Linked DNA regions of Mus musculus: region 1 is linked to region 2. Evidence: chromatin loops called from intact Hi-C (ENCODE). Cell type or tissue: left cerebral cortex. All regions are shown on one strand.

Region 1 (8,000 bases), 200 kb after region 2:
AGATGCAGCCAGTGTTAGGGCTCCACCTGGAAAGATGAGGTCATGCTTACCTCCCACCCTCGGTGTGGCAAAGGGGTGCAGGTTCCAGACTGAGCGCCTCCTGGCCTCATTTCTCCCTTGTTTTGAGTCTGGCTCCAAGTAGGACTCAAAGGGAGTCTAACCTTTGCAAAGTTTGGAGTGTCCTCTCTGACCTCTGGGCTAAAGGACCCCTTTTTTGTGTCTATACCGTCTCCTTCCTCTGTGGTGACTAGCAGGTAGCCCCAGGCTCCTGGCCTACTTGCTCATGCAATGGCTGTCGGCTGACACCATAGATCGCCTGCCCGGGCGCTCTGCTGTGTGATTGATGGGGTCGCTCTTGTTCTCGGTCCCAGAGAGCACCTCTGAATAATAACTTGGCAAAATCGTTCTCTTTTTCCGCTTCCCTATTTCTGACTCATTTGCTCTTTGTAAGTCATCCATCTCTTTTGAGTTAAAAGGAGGAGGGAGAAACATGAGGAGGAGGAGGAGGTTGTAGCCGAGGAGGAGCAGGGACCCCTGTAACACCTCCTCATATTCCAGAGAGGAAGTTAGAGTAGCTGTCACCAGCATTTCCAGTCTGGGGACACTAAGGTGGAGTGAACCTCTGCAAGCAGGTTGGATTTGCAAATGGAACCAGACCGCTTACTCTGGAACCAACGTGACCGTGGGTGGTAGAGGTGTGGGAGATGGAGGTGTGTTCTTTCTGGGGTGCCTGAAATTGCATCTTAAAGGGCAGCTGCCTACTCTGTCGTGTCATACTGTCCTGTCTGCTGCAAGGATAGTGGCATTTGTTGCTCTGGAATGGAGCATCAGAGAAGGTCAGAGGTGAGGGTTCCAGCCAGTCATGCCAGCTCCCTTCATGGAAGACAGAGACAAGAACACCCGCCCTCCTGGAGTTCACACAATACCACATGTGTTAGTCAGGTTCTTTAAGAAAGGATCTGAGACAGAATATGTGTCGCAAGGGAGACTGGGTGCACTGACTTCCGTGATATGGACAGAGTAGCTCAGTGCTAGCTGCCCACACACTGAAGAGGTTGAGAACTCAGAAATTCCTCAATCCACGATGCCGGATGCCTTAGCAGTCCTAGTCTGGTGTTGAAGGCCTGGAGCACTCCTGGAGAACCTCCGGGCTTCAGCCCATATTGAACGGCTGAAGAAACTGGGCTTCTCAAAGCAATGGGATAGACACACTCACCAGCAAGGAGTGAAGATAGGCAGATGTCCTATCTGAACGTCTATCTGCTCTGGGAATCTTCACCCATCCTAGAAACACCTCCATAGATGGACACAGAGGCATGTCTCTTAGGTAATTCCAGATCCAATCAACTAGACAATCAGAATTAGCCTTTACACCGTGCTGAGCCTCCTGCAAGTCCAGAAGGGAACTATAGGTATGCAGCTTTGCGGAGACCTCACTGGCGCTTGGGTGGGCTTCTCTATGCTGTAGCTGCTTTAGAGTCACTGTGCTCCCACGAGTAACCCCACAGACTCCCTGGTCCACTGAGTCATATCCCAGTGGGAGAGTGTCTTTGGTCTGTTCGTGGTGCTCTCTCTGAGCTGTCTAGACATTGTTCACCTCTCCCCAGGAGTCACCCAGGAGTGGAGGTAACTGTGTGTCACTGGAGGGAGGAAAAGCCATTTATTTCCCTTGAATGGCCTTTGAGGGTGTTTAGAAAAATTTATCTGTGTGTTAAAACTCAGATCTAGGCAAATTTGGATTTTTTTTTTTTTTTTTTTTTTTTTTTTTTGCAGCTTTTTCCTTTGCCAAGCTGGATGGTGAGAGTTGGACGTCTGGAAGCTTCCCTTGAGAGGCAGGTCTCCATCCCACCACCCCCTGACGTGGAGCTTGCCCCTTCCTCCTTACAGAATGGATTCCATCATAAAATAAACACCTTGTTGAAATTAACCTTATTTTTAAAGGAGAGCAAGATCACTATAAAGATGAGCCATAAAAAGACTGGCGATGTACTTGTTTGGCACAGACCATGCCCCAGGTGTCTGGACTCCCGTTTGGGCTTGTGCTAAGCTTGGTCCCTGTGTCCACAACTTTATCTTTATATCTGCTCATGATCTATGCAGGCTTTTCAGGCCAGCCTCAGACTTCCATGAGGCTGTTTCTCATTTTAATACTTAGATCACTTAAGCCTGGGACTAAAAATAATGAATAATGCCCATGTCTGGGCATTGGTGTTCCCCCTATACACTGGGTGGCCCATCCCTTGGCCATTACCTGAAATACACTCACTTGAGCTCTTGAAATCTCCCACCTCTGTGTGTAGCATGTGCAGCTATGTGTGGCCGAGTGAGGCCAGGTTCTGATGTCACATGCCTTTCTCTGTCACTCTCCTCCTTATGTTTGGTGTCAGGGTCCCTCATTGAATCTGGAGATAGTTCAGGTTATTGGTCAATAACCTCCCGGGGTCCCCAGTGCAGTGGGGGGACAGGTGCACCCCACCATACACAGCTATTTTTCCTCAGGTACTCATGGTTGTACAGCAGTGGCGTTACCTATTGAGCTATCTCCCCCCATCCAGTATTGGAGATCTCAGGTGACATTACCATCTCTACATTTGTTTATTTAAAAAATATTACATAAGCCATGCATAAGTATATGGATTTAAAATATCATCATGAGTAACTCCTGGCTAAAGTCTTAAGGTTTTATTTTTTATTTATGTGTGTCTTATATGGGGCTTCCATTGCTTCGAAGAGACACTATGACCATGGCAACACTTATAAAGGAAGCTGGCTTATAGCTCAGAGGTTTTGTCCATTGTCACCATGGTGGGAAGCACAGAGGCATATAGGCAGACGCACTGGAGAAGTAGCTGAGAGTTCTACACCTGGATCCACAGGCAGCAGGAAGAGAGAGTGTGACTGAGCCTGGCTTGAGCATCTGAAACCTCAAAGCCCACCCCCAGTGACACACTTCCTCCAGCAAGGCCATATCTACTTTAATAAGGCTACATCTCCTAACAGTGGCACTCCCTCTGAGCCTATGGGAGCCATTTTCATTCAAACCACCACAATGTGTGTAACAAGAGTGTGTGTGGTGCTGCCCACAGAGGCCAGGAGAGACCATAGGATCCCCTGGAACTGGAGTCACAGGCTTTGTGAACCACCAGCTATGGGTACCAAGAACCAAACCCTGGTCCTCTGGAAGAACAGCCGTGCTCATGACTGCTGAGCATGTCTCCAGCATGTGCCCAGGATAAGGAGCTCAGGTGAAAGCAGAGGGTGGGGAGATAGGGTACCCTTGGCAGCTACCTGGGACAGTTCCTAAAGATGGCGCTTTAATATCTGAACTGGAGCCAGACTGTTGGATGCTCACTGCATCCCTGTGATTGGGGGCCACGGGAGAAGGAAACCCTGAGTAGGGTATGGTCACCGGGCTGGGCCCCCCCCCCATGGGTGAGAGAATCATGTAGGAGTGGGAAAGAGGGGGACGGAGAAAAGGGAAAGGGGGGAGGGCATGTGGAGGTCAGAGAACAGTCCTAAGCAGCTGGTTCTCTCTTTCCACCATCTGGGTCCTGGAGTGGCACTCTGGTCGTCAGTGTTGGTGGCGAGTACCTTCATCTGCTGAGCCATCTCTCTGGCCCGTCATTTATTTTTCTGTCACGTGAACAGGCATGTCAGATAGTCTTTTTTAAACATAATGTTCTATTGGGGTTTCTTTTTTTAAAAAAATATACCTTTTGCCACAAAAACATCAATTTTTTTTTTTTTTTTGAGGAAGGATCTCATGTAGCCCACTCTGACCTTGAACTCACCACGGCGCTGAGACTGGCCTTCCATTTCTGATTCTTCTGCCTTCATATCCACACGTGCTGGATTACAGGCGTGGGCTTCGACGTCTGCACCCGACACACATCGATTTGTTCACTCTGTGGATGGTAAAGTGATGGCTCAGAGAGGCACATCTCCAAGCACAGCACAGCAGAAACTATGTCAGTCCAGTGACCCGACTGCTGACCAGGTGTTTGCACAGGGACAATCTCTGCTGCTGTCCCTAACACCGCCCCCCACCTTTTCAGTCTTGTCTGCCAGGCTAGTGACACTTCTCAGTAAAGCTTGTGTGACCTCTCCTCCCATCAGTGTCCTCTGGCTCCCAGCGCATTAACAAACGGCACTTGTGCACCTAACGGTTGGTTTTGCTAATGCCTGCTGTCTCTCAGAGCAGAATGGCTCTGGCAGCGTCACTCCGCCCGCTGTGTTTGCACTCCTGGTCTCCAGATCCCAGCTGACAACTTGATGTGCTGCACTCCTTTCCAGAGCTCGTACGTTTCAGTACTCCCGTGCTCCAGTGACACTCTCAGCCAGCTTAGGCCTGTCCACCTCACGCGTGCTAGGTCTCCGGCACCACAGGTCAGACCCTGGGAAGTTCACAGCTTACAGAGAAGAAGGACAGATACCCACAGATGGTCAGAGACTGAGCCTGGAGGTGCTGCCTGAAGCAGAGAGTCTGTAACAGGGTGCGTCCTCCAGGCCCTCTTTCATTCCATTTAAACCCTTTAGGAACGATCCTGCCTCCGGGTGAAGTGAAGTGAAGCCTCCGGAGATTCCCTGGTTCTACAGCGCCCTCTTGTGGACAACTGGAGTCTGCCTATAGAGAAAGCAAAGGGCACTTTCGATTAGTCATGGGGGACAGAAGGACACTCAATTCTTCCGACCAAGTTCTTTCACCTATGACCAGTGTCTTAGCTCCTTTCCGGGTTAGTTGTATGTCAACTTGACACAGACTTCATTCATCTGGGAAGAGAGACTTGCACTAGCAAAGTGCCCTGTGATATTAGCCTATACATAATCCTATGGGGCATTTTCTTGATTAATGATTAATGTGGGAGGACCCAGCCCTCTGTGGGTTATGCCGCCCCTGGGCTAGAGGTCCTGGATTGTATTAAAAATAATGGGCTGAGCAGGCTGTGGGGAGCAAGCCAGAAAGCAGCCCTCCTCCACAGGCTGTGCTTCAGTCCCTGCCTCTTGTCCCTGCCCTGACTTCCTTTGGTGACTGACACACTACAATGTAGAACTGTAAGATGAAATAAACCCTTTCCCTCCCAAAGTGCTTTATTACAGCAACAGGCGCATAACTAGATGGTTGTTTTCCAGTTCGTTGATAGAAAAGACCCTGGCAAAGACAACTTGAAGAAGGATGGGTTTATTCTGACTCCCAGTTTGAGGTCCAGCCCATCACAGCAGGGGAGAAAATTCCCATAGGGGGGAACCTGAAGCAGAGGCTCAAACTGAATATTCAGTCCAAGAGCAGAGTGCACCTGCAGCTTTCGGGGAGTCTCCTGACTCCATCTCTTGTCTTGCCCTAAGGCAACTGGGATTACAGACATGTGCTATCATGTCTGCCTTTGTGTGGGCTCTAGGGGGTCCAAATTTGGAACCTCATACACATGTGGCAAGTGCTTTTACCCACTGTCCCACCTTCGATTACTGGAGACTGTGGGGAAGGCCCTAGCACCAGGCCTGGCCCCAGCTCCAACAGGCGAAGCTTCGTGCGAGTGAGCCCCTCTTTTCCAACCACCTTCACTGGAACAACCAGGGCATGTGATTAGCCTCGGTCCCAGTGGAAAAGACTGACGAGGAGAGGTTGTCAGGGTGGCTACGTCCCAGGTGGCTGGATTCTTAGGTATGTAAACCAGATGACTGGATGCAGAAAGGTATTGTCTGCATCTCGCTTCTCAGAAGATCAATGAGGCATGGGTAAAAGGAGGGCAAGGGACCAAGATAGACAGACAGACAGACACACGTGCACACACAGAGGAGGAAAACATCATAGATGCACATCACAGAGCTGTCTGAACTTTGGCTATAAAATTAGTATCACAGCTTGGCTGCTTGGCCCGTATTTCTGTATTTCTTGTTGCAACCTTGGACTCAGCCTCACTGCCCCCTGCAGGCTGCAGGGCTTTACCTCATTCCAGTAAGACTACCCCTACCAAGGCCCATGATAGATAGAGTCCTTCTTCTCGTTTTTAGCAGGGCTGGAATCAAAATGCCCTCTAAGCAAGCACTCTTATCATGCCCGGCTCCGACAGCTCAGTCCTGGAGAGCGAGCTACAGGTAGATAATACAAGCATCTGTATCCTATCAGGGAGGAAACAGGAAGAGCAGGAAGTACATGCCCTGCACCTATTGTCCTCTAAGGACAAAATACAGATTCCAGCTCAGGGTGAATGAAGCTCAAACTAGAGAAATTGGAAATTGAAAACCACCGAACCTCAAGGTTTCATAATTAAAGTTAAGATCAGAGGCTACGCGCTTCAGCTGTGATTAATGAGAAATCTCAGAAGAAGGTTCAATGTAATAAAGCTGTTGGCTCAAGCGGCTTGGGGAGAGCGAAGCTCTGCGTCTGCTTTACCCTGTGTTTATTCAGATCAGGGAGAAGCGGGCTGCGAGTATTCGTATGCCGGCAGCTAGGCATTTTAAATTACATCGAGCCTTTGCTTCTGGCTCGCTGTTACAAAATGGGGTTTCTAATGGATTCATATACGTAGACGCACACAGAGCAAAGCCAGCACCCTGCAAATATTTGCCGTGGTTGTTATTTACCAGAAAGGGCAGAGCTTCTTTGCAATATCCTAAGGTTTATCTCTCAAAGACTGCTGGCTGGAGTTTAAGCCTTTGGATGTTTGTTATTGAAAATGACATCTGTTTAACTGTTTCTTGTGAGAAATTGTGTCTGTTTACTTGAACTTATAAGCTGTGTTTATCAAAGGAATTTGAATCCACTCATGACAATCTTGAGATTAATTAAAAAGCCACACAGAGTCTGTTTCCAATGAACTCTACCAGTCTAAACACCCACACCAGCTCTCTTCCAAATGCTCTCAAGAATATCAAAGCAGGGCTGGAGAGATGGCTCAGTGGTTAAGAGCACTTGACTGCTCTACCAGAGGTCCTGAGTTCAATTCCCAGCAACCACATGGTGGCTCACAACATCTGTAATGGAATCTGATGTCTGATGCCCTCTTCTGGGTGTGCCTGAAGACAGCTACAGTGTGTGTGTGTGTTTGCATATGTGTGATATCTATATCTATATCTATATATATCTATAGATATATATATAGAGAGAGAGAATATCAAAGCAGGGGCAGAGATATGATGACTCAGCTGGTACAGGTGTTTGCCACCAAGCCTGATGACCTGAGTTCAATTCCTAGGAACCACACGGTGGAAGGAGTAAACCAGCTCCTGAAAGTTGTCCCCTGCCCTCCACATGTACCCCATGGCTCTCACACAAACAAAATTAATAAATAAAATGCAATAAAACCATGCTTTAAAAGGGCGCTGCTAAGGAAAAAAGTAGGGAACATGGACTCAGCCAAATGAAGATATGGTATTAGGGTTGCTATTTGTGCTGGCTGGTTTTATGTCAGCTTGACACACAAGTTACAGTTATCTAAAAGGAAGGAACCTGAGTTGAGAACTCTCTCTCTCTCTCTCTCTCTCTCTCTCTCTCTCTCTCTCTCACACACACACACACACCTTTTTTTTATTCTTTGTGAGTTTCATATCATGCACCCAAGTCCAGCTTGTCTCCCTGTTCCCTTATATCCTCCCTTGCAAACCACTCTCCAAAATAAAAAGAAAAATACACAGACAAACAAAGCATAGAAAACAAACATCTCACGAGGGAAGCTGTCCCACAGTAGATCCCTCTGTCCACACATCTTCACTTGCAAATGTTCATTGCAATGAGTCCTTGACCCCTGGCTTCTCTGACACCATCAATCCTCACTGGGTCTCCTCCTGTTTATCCTGTGTCATGGAGATCCTGGGACTTTGGATCAGCAAGACTTGCCCTTTCACGTGTCCCAACCGTTTGCAGATGATATAGATTTGGGGGTGGACCAACTTGCTCTGGGCCCAGGTGGTAGCTGAGCTAGCTAGTCAGTGCCCTGGCTTTCCCTTATCCTCCCCACCTCTCCAGCACTGATTCCGATAGCCACCTGATGCTGCTGCCATCA
Region 2 (8,000 bases):
CTCCAGTGTCAGAAAGATGCTGAATATCCCCTTAGCTCATAGAAGGCAAGGCTGCTCAGAGCCCAGATAGTCCCAGCCTGGGTTGTTTGTTTTGTTTTTGTTTTTTTACCTGCTATTTCTGCATCTCCCCCTAATGTGGGGAGAAGAGAGGACCCCAGTATTTTCCGAACCTCCTCAGCAGCAGGCCAGCTGGACAGGGAGACCTCTATAATTAGGACCAGAATGGATAACCACCCATGGAAGAAGAACTGGTTCTGAGCCTATGGTTCTTACAGCGTGGGTATGGACATCTCAGAGTTGTGCCTTCAGGAAAGGTGGGAGGGAGTCTGATTGTGTTTTGTCAGCGCCGGACTCAGGAGCCCTCAGAGGCAGGCACCGGAAGTCCCTGCAGCGCTGGCTTCCTGGCCTGGCCTCCCTGTCATGGGGCATCTCAGGCCAGACTGTGGGGTCTGTGACCAACCTGCACATGTGGAAATCTATGTTCACACGGAACATTCAGGTGCTAGGGAAAGCCTCACTGTCAGAGCGCTGAAGGTGAAACCAGCTGGTGTCTGCCAAGCTCGCAGGCCAGGCCAGTCAGCGGTGGCGCTCTCCGCAGGCTCTAGACCTTACCTAATGCTGCCCATGTCTGCCCACATCGCGCCTCACACCTCAGAGGGCTGGAGTGTCGCTTGTGCCCAAAGTGTCCTCTCTAGTCAGGACTTTGTGCCTGGATTGCTTCTCATAAGGAAAGAGGCCTATGTGGAAGTAAAAAAATAAATATGTGTGTTTATGTATTTCTGTTTCTATCTATACCTGGTCTAATCCGGAACAAGTCTATTTCGAGGTTCTTGGCTAATGTTCAAAGAAGGACTCTGGCTCCCCCGTGAACCTGGGGTTTGTGTGGGACCCATCCTACCCTGAAGTGAAGTTGTGATCATTCAGAGCAGATATTTTGTCCATGTGCTGACTAGTTTTATGTCAACTTGACACAAGTTAGAGTAATTTTGGAACACAGAGCAGCAACTGAGAAAATGCCCCCTATCTGATGGGCCTGTGAGCAAGCCTGCGGTGCATTTTCCTGATCCTGGAGGATCCTTGAGGGCCCAGGGCAGTGCAAGCGGTACCTTCCTGAGGGCTGGTGGTTCTGGGTTCTGTAAGAAAGCAGCTAGCACACAACAAGGAACAAGCCAGTAAGCAGCACTCTTCCACGGCCTCAGCATCAGCTCCTGCTTCCAGGTCCCTGCCCTGAGCTCCTGCCCTGACTTCCTACTCATCTGCGTGATCAGGATGTATAAGCTGACATAAACCTCCAAGTTGCTTTTGGTTATGTTGGTCACAGCAATAGAAACCCTAATTAAGGCAGCCCACCATTTTGTTGTTGTTGTGTGCAGGGGTGTCCTCACCTGTGTATCTGGTATAAGAACTTATCCACGTGTGTACTTGTTGGATGCCTTCTATTGCCCTCCGTCTTTTGTGGGGAGGGTCTCTCACTGAACCTGGAGCTCACTCATTGGCTAGACTGGCTGGCCAGTGAACCTGCAGGAGCCTCCTGTCTCTGCCTCCTAGCCATGATTACAGTCATGTGCTAACATGGCCAACTATTTTTATGGGTTCTGATGATCCAAAATCAGGTCTTCATGCTTATGGGGCAAACATTTTACCCATTAAGCCATCTCTCTAGCCACTGACCTCAAATTCTTGATCCTCCTGCCTCAGCCTCCTGAATGTGGTATTCCAGACTTATATCTACATGCTTGGTAGATCCACTTTTCTTCTGGCACTGAGTACTTCCTCTGAAATCTTATAACCTGTTTCCGAGTACTCCTGGTCTACTTCTGGGTACCACTGCTGAGTACTCCTGGTCTACTTCTGGGTACCACTGCTGAGTACTCCTGGTCTACTTCTGGGTACCACTGCTGAGTACCCCTGGTCTACTTCTGGGTACTGCTTATAAGTACTCCTGGCCTACTTCTGGGTACCACTGCTGAGTACTCCTGGCCTACTTCTGGGTACTACTGCTGAGTACTCCTGGCCTACTTCTGGGTACTACTGCTGAGTACTCCTGGCCTACTTCTGGGTACTACTGCTGAGTACTCCTGGTCCACTTCCTACACTGGAATCCACTGAACCAGGAGTGTGGAGACCTAGAAGCATTATAAGATGCTAAGATCCTACAAGAGTGAATGGCCAGTCTGAGGTTACTCCATGACTCACCGCCTCTGCTGGCTGCATCAGCTACCTCCTGTCCTAAGGAGAATTTCCCTCCTCAAGAAGATTCACAACATGGGACCAGGTAGATGGTTCAGTAAGTAGTACTGAAAATCAATGTTGCACATTGATCCCCAGAATCAAAGTAAAAGTATGTGTGCGTGCATGTGTGTGTGTATGTACGTATGTGTGTGTGTACTTAAGGCAGGGTCTTATATAGCCCAGGATGGCCTTGAATGAATGCCCTGTATAGCTATAGATGACTTTGAATTTATGATTCTCCTGCTTCTGTCTCGCACATTCAGGTATTTAGGATGCAGCATCAAGCCTCATTTGTGTAGTGCTGGGGATGGAACCTACGGCTTTGTGGATGCTAGATAGCCATTCTACCAACAGAGCTACATCCTCAGCCCAAGGATCTTAATGTAGGGTTGCTGGAAAAGTTATATTGGATTCCAGGGTAGAATCAGAAGTGACCAGGCAGGATTAGAGTCAGAGCAATCGATCTAGCGACAAGTGGGGGTTAGATAGATGTAGTCAGGCCCTAAGGGTGTCTCTTAGAGCTTGAGAGGCCAGCCAGTGGTGTCTCTCCAGAGCTTTGAAAGGACTCAATTCTGTAGGCATCTGAGTTGAGCATAGTGAAGCCGATTCTAGGCTTCTGAGCCTCAGGACAAGAAAAGAATGAATTCATATTATTTTAGGTCACTATATTTGTGGCAATTTGTGATACCCACTGATATCAAGATAAGCAGGCCTTTACCTGGAAAGGCTCTTTGGAGACCCTGGCAGAGTCCCCTTGAGGGAAGTGAAAACTACATGCTGGCCTCTAAGTACAAAGGTTTTTATTTAGTAGGTGTGAGCTGGCAGGGAAGCTGTTCTTCTAACAGGCCCCTGAGATGCTGAGGCCCTGCGGCCACCACAACAAACCGTGTTGGGCTTCCAACTCCCCCACACTCACAGCTGTCTCCCAGTCCTGTTCACACACAGACTCGGGAGTTAACTTGTTAAATTGCAGGTTCACATGTTCACTGCCTAGCTCCTCTCAGAGAATGACAGGTCCCTGGAAGCAGGACCTTGGCTTTGGTAGGGTCCCCAGGTCTGAAACGGAGTCTCACCACATACAGCCAGTGAGCACCTGCAGCCACATTGACGAGTGAATCCTAGGTGCCGTTCCTGATGCCACAGACATGAATAAGCTCCCACGGGGGTGGAATGAGGTTGAGAAGAAAGGGGGATGAAAGGAGTCCTCGAGTCTTTCATCAGAAAAGGGCTGCAAAGGTGGAGGGGGAGAGCTTAGAGACAGCCCGGCTGCCAGAGCGCTGAAGACAGTCGTGGCCCCTGGAAAGTGGCAAGGAGGGAATCCTAAACACGGAAAGCCCTGGACAGGGCCCCGGGATGACAAGTTCTAGGTGGCAGACTGAATGATATCGGGTTGTAAAGACTCAGCTATGTAATTTTCCCTCTCTTGAGACACTGCAATAATTTACGAAACTAATGTGGGTATGTTTGAAAATATTTATGTCAAATCTGAAAAAGTGTAAAGAAACTGAAACTTGAGCTGAGCGTGGTGACACGTGCCTTTAATTCCAGCATTTGGGAGGCAGAGGCAGGAGGATTGTAGTGAAGCCAGACTGGTCTCCATAGTGATTTCCAGGCTAGCCAGGGCTGCCTTTAAAAAAAAAAAATCTTGGAGAGGCATTGGCTTGTTCTGCGTCTCCACGGAATGAGGTGTCTGCGGCAAGACGCTGGAAAGAACTTCCCTCTGCTCCGCCATAGGAAAGAAGGAGGAAAAAGAGCTGATCAGTTGATGAGGAGAGCAAGGAAGCACCCTCGTTTCTGTGCTTCCCCCAGCATCCTCCGAGTGACGCCTCCGTTCTCCCACTTAGCTCCGCTGAGCCTCCACTGCCCTGCAGGTGGCGCCCTCGTGACGGCTCACACAGTCGCTCTGCTACTGCGTTTTCCAGGGCTCCAAACTCTCCAGCCTTCAGCTCCAGATTGACTCAGAAACCTCTGGCCTGATTTGAAGCGGTCTTCCAACTCCACTCCGTTGAGTTAGGACCCTGCCCTCAGCACTTTTGCTAGGGTGAGACAGATCAAATCCAGAACTGACCCGCAGAGTAGAGACCACCCCCAACTCCCAAGCTCTTGCTTTCCCTTCCACCCTAAAACAATTCAAAACACAGCAGTCCCTCTTCTTTAGACTGTTAGATCAAGAAGCAGGCAAATGCTAATGGTTACTGCTACACTGAAGACACATGTGACCAGGAATTAGGGAAAGTATCTTAGAGGCGACAGGGCAGCTCACTGTTACAACTGCAGTTATTTCATTTATATAAAATATTTGCTAAATTTTAACCAATTTCTAAAAGTTAAATTGGGAAGCTCAGATTTAAATATTTTTTTATTTCAAGTTTTGACATTTACTACAGATAATTAGAATTTTTTCCATTTCCATCCAACAGATACTTATTATTTATTTACTTTGTTTGTTTGTTTGATTGAGACAAAGTTTGTCTGTGTACTCCTGGCTGGCCTGGAACTTGCTCTGTAAACAACTCAGAGATCTGCCTGCCTTTGCCTCCTGAATGCTGTGATTAAAGGCATGCACCACCACATCTGGCTAAGATATGCTTCAATAACTCAGGAAAAAAATCATTTCCACATACCATTTCTAAAGAATTTTTACACCTGATTTAATTTCCATGATGAAAGTGCATTTAAATGTTCTATTCTGAGTATAGCAAATTTTATTTTTTTTAAATATGTATATACATCTGGGGTGAGTGTGTGCGTGGGCGTATGCCTGTGGAGGTGGGAGGGCAACTCTTAGGAATTAGCTATCTTCTTCCACTGTGTAGAGACAGGCTCTCTCTTATTTCCACTGTAGAGTAGCCCAGACCAGGTGGCCAGTCAGCTTCCAGGCAGTCTTCCTGTTTCCACCCCCACCTCACTGTGGGTGCTGGGATTATAGATGGACACTACCACATCTAGCCTTTTCTTTTTAATCACTTATTTTGTGTGTATGAGCTTTTCAGCTGCATGTATGATCTGAACACCACTCATGTGCCTGGTGTCCAAGGAGGTTAGAAGAGGGCATCAGATGCCCTGGATCTGGCCTTACAGGTGGTTTGGGTACCAAACATGGGTCCTCTGAGAGCAGCTAGCGTTCTTAATCATGGAGTCATCTCTTCAGCCCTGCACCTTGTTGGTGAATTTGATTTTAGCTGTTTTATTGGGTTCTTATAAACCCTTCCTCTGTTCCAATGTTTACTCCACCCCATCCCTTCCAATCTCCCAACAAGAGAGAGAGAAGGTTAGAGAGAGAGGGAATGTAGACCTCTTTTGATTGCTTCCTCAATTAGGGACATTGAGTTCCTTAGGGCAAGCTCAAATCTTCTCATCACACTGCATCAAGAACAACTGGGAGCAGCAACAGCAGCAACCCCAGGCCCTCTCAGGCTCTCCCATTTATACTATCTTCGGATTCCCACCCCCCTCGCCACCCCCACCCCCTGATTAAACTATCTGCAGCTGGCAAAATCAGCTCCTGCTAGTGCACGAGGCAAATCATAAATACCCGCCGAGAAGCAGCCTCTTATCCCACACCTGGGATTGAAACAAAAACATCCACATAACTTGATTTTTAAAGAAACCAAAAATTATCACAGCAGCACCTACCTTTCATTTTTAATGGGTTCTAGGGATGAAATGTAGGTTGTCAGGCTTGCTTGCCAAACACTTTTACCAGCTGAACTATCTCGTTGGCCTCACAAATAAGTATTTTCTGACTCTTTGGATCACTGAAAATGAGTACAAATAGAGATCACGAGGGAAGGGCAATTATGAAAGTCCAGGGACCGAAGCAGAGGTCATGGAGAACTGTTGTTTACTGCTTGTTCCTCTGGCCTTCTCTCTTATCAGCCCAAGACCACTGACCTAGGAATAGAACCACCCACAGTGGGCAGTTGGGCCTTCCCACATCAAGTAGCAGTCAAGGTCACTTTGATCTGGACAGTTCCCCAGGTGAAAGTCCTACTTCCCAGATGACTCTAGGTTTATGAAGTTCACTGCTGAGGCTAAGCATGACAAACATACATGCTAGCCTCCCTGAGCTGAATTAACACCCAGCATGGAACACTTTATAACCACGCTCAGAATGTTTCAAGAATCCAATAAACTAGAGCCACTATATTGCTTATTTCTACTGAAATTGTATGTCCTTAAAACAATCATTTACATTTGTGTGTACGTGTGCGTGTGTTTGTGTTTGTGCACGAAGAGGTCAGAGGACAACTTGTGGAATTCAGTTTTCTCCTTACACCACGTGAGTTTCAAGGGTCCAGCTCAGGTCCTCCGTCCTGGCTAGAAGTACTTCTTTCTGCTGAGCCATCTCACCAGCCCAAATGTGTATCTTTTGGTCAACATCAGCCCATCTACCTAGCCCTTGGCAACCACCCTGCTAATTTCAACATCTACATTCGAAAGCAACTTTCTTAGATCACACAGATGAGGGAGCTCAGGTGGTAGCTACCTTTTGTTGCTCTGATTTCTTTCATGTGGCATAATGACCTCCTGGGCCACTTAAGCTTCAACACTGTTGCCACTGGATAAACAGTGGAATTTTATCCTGTTTGGTTCTTTGTAATGGTTAAATAAAATGGTGTACATGGATTGTGTCTTTTTAAAATATTGACTGATTGATTGATTGATTGATTTTTGAGACAGGCATTTCAAAGAGCCCAAAACAGCCTTGAACTTCTTAGGCCTTCTATCTCATTTCCTCAATCCTAGGACTATAGGCCTGCGTCCATGCTGGTTTGTGCTGAGCTGGAGGTGAAGCGGGGCTTTGTGCACTCTTGGCAGGCCCCCTAGCAGCTGAGTGTCATTCCCAGTGTAGCGCTACTTTTTCTTTCTCTGTTGATGGACACATAGGTTGAGTCCATGTCTTGGCTGTAAACAACACTGCAGTAAATATGAAAGTACGGATTTGCCAGGCGTGGTGGCGCACGCCTTTAATCCCAGCACTCGGGAGGCAGAGGCAGGCGAATTTCTGAGTTCAAGGCCAGCCTGGTTTACAAAGTGAGTTCCAGGATAGCCAGGGCTACACAGAGCAACCCTGTCTCGAAAAACCAACCAATCAAACAAACAAACAAACAAAAAAGAAAGTACAGATTTTCTCCTCTGCATACTATTTCCTCTCCTTCAGGTACAGATGGTGTTGAAGAGTCACGGGATCAAAATCTCTAAATACATGATGGGCTTCCACTTGGACTCTGTTCCTGCCAGGGTGCACGGGAGTGAGCCAAGCCCTTGTGTAAGCTAGCCACCCTCGCCACCACCATAACCCAGCCCTCCCTACTGTGCTCTTGCTCCAGGCCCCAGGGATGTTAACAGCCAACTGTGGAGAGTGTGCCCCAGGTTTCCCCATTCCCCTCCTCAGAGGGTCTGAGACTCGAGGGAGACTCACCTGGTCTGAAAGAAGAGGACTTCCTTATTAGCCCAATTCCCTTCCATCATCGGCAGACCCAAAGCGGCCCCTCCTGCTGTCCAGAACTGTTTAAAAGAGCTTCCTAACCCCCACGCAGGTGCACTGTTCCTCCCAGGCCTCTAGACACCAAGTTCTTCTGGCCTTCCCTGCTTTCCAAGAACTGCTGGGCCAGCTTGATCTGGCGGCAGGCAGGTGCATGTTGTCATATGTCACATCACAAGACAGAGACCATGTGTTCCCATTTGCTTTCTGTGACAAACACTGTGACCCAAACAACATGGGAAAGGAAGGATTGATTTCGGTTTACACTTCCAAGTAGCAG

What was found. A loop is a pair of places that touch in the nucleus more often than their neighbours do. Peaks named below come from ENCODE experiments on the same cell type or tissue, not always from the same donor. Only the 100,000 strongest peaks of a DNase experiment are listed, where the experiment ranks them.
Region 1: it touches region 2 in a loop (8-fold over the local background); 39 of 42 quality-filtered maps call a loop at or near these places.

Annotation. Positions count from the first base shown.
Region 1 is chr9:62,239,897-62,247,896 of GRCm38, forward strand. A730043L09Rik (RIKEN cDNA A730043L09 gene) reads right to left here and starts at 4,204. Exons shown (of 3, transcript NR_040769.1): 1 at 4,048-4,204; 2 at 3,792-3,905; 3 at 2,700-3,633. In left cerebral cortex, CTCF peaks have their summits at 4,616 (motif pointing left), 4,817 and 5,932 (motif pointing left); DNase peaks (open chromatin) are centred at 710 and 4,585; H3K4me3 peaks cover 220 bases.
Region 2 is chr9:62,036,266-62,044,265 of GRCm38, forward strand. No RefSeq gene overlaps it. Among named protein-coding and RNA genes, the nearest start is that of Paqr5, 13 kb to the left of the region's middle. In left cerebral cortex, a CTCF peak has its summit at 4,082 (motif pointing right); a DNase peak (open chromatin) is centred at 4,092; H3K4me3 peaks cover 192 bases.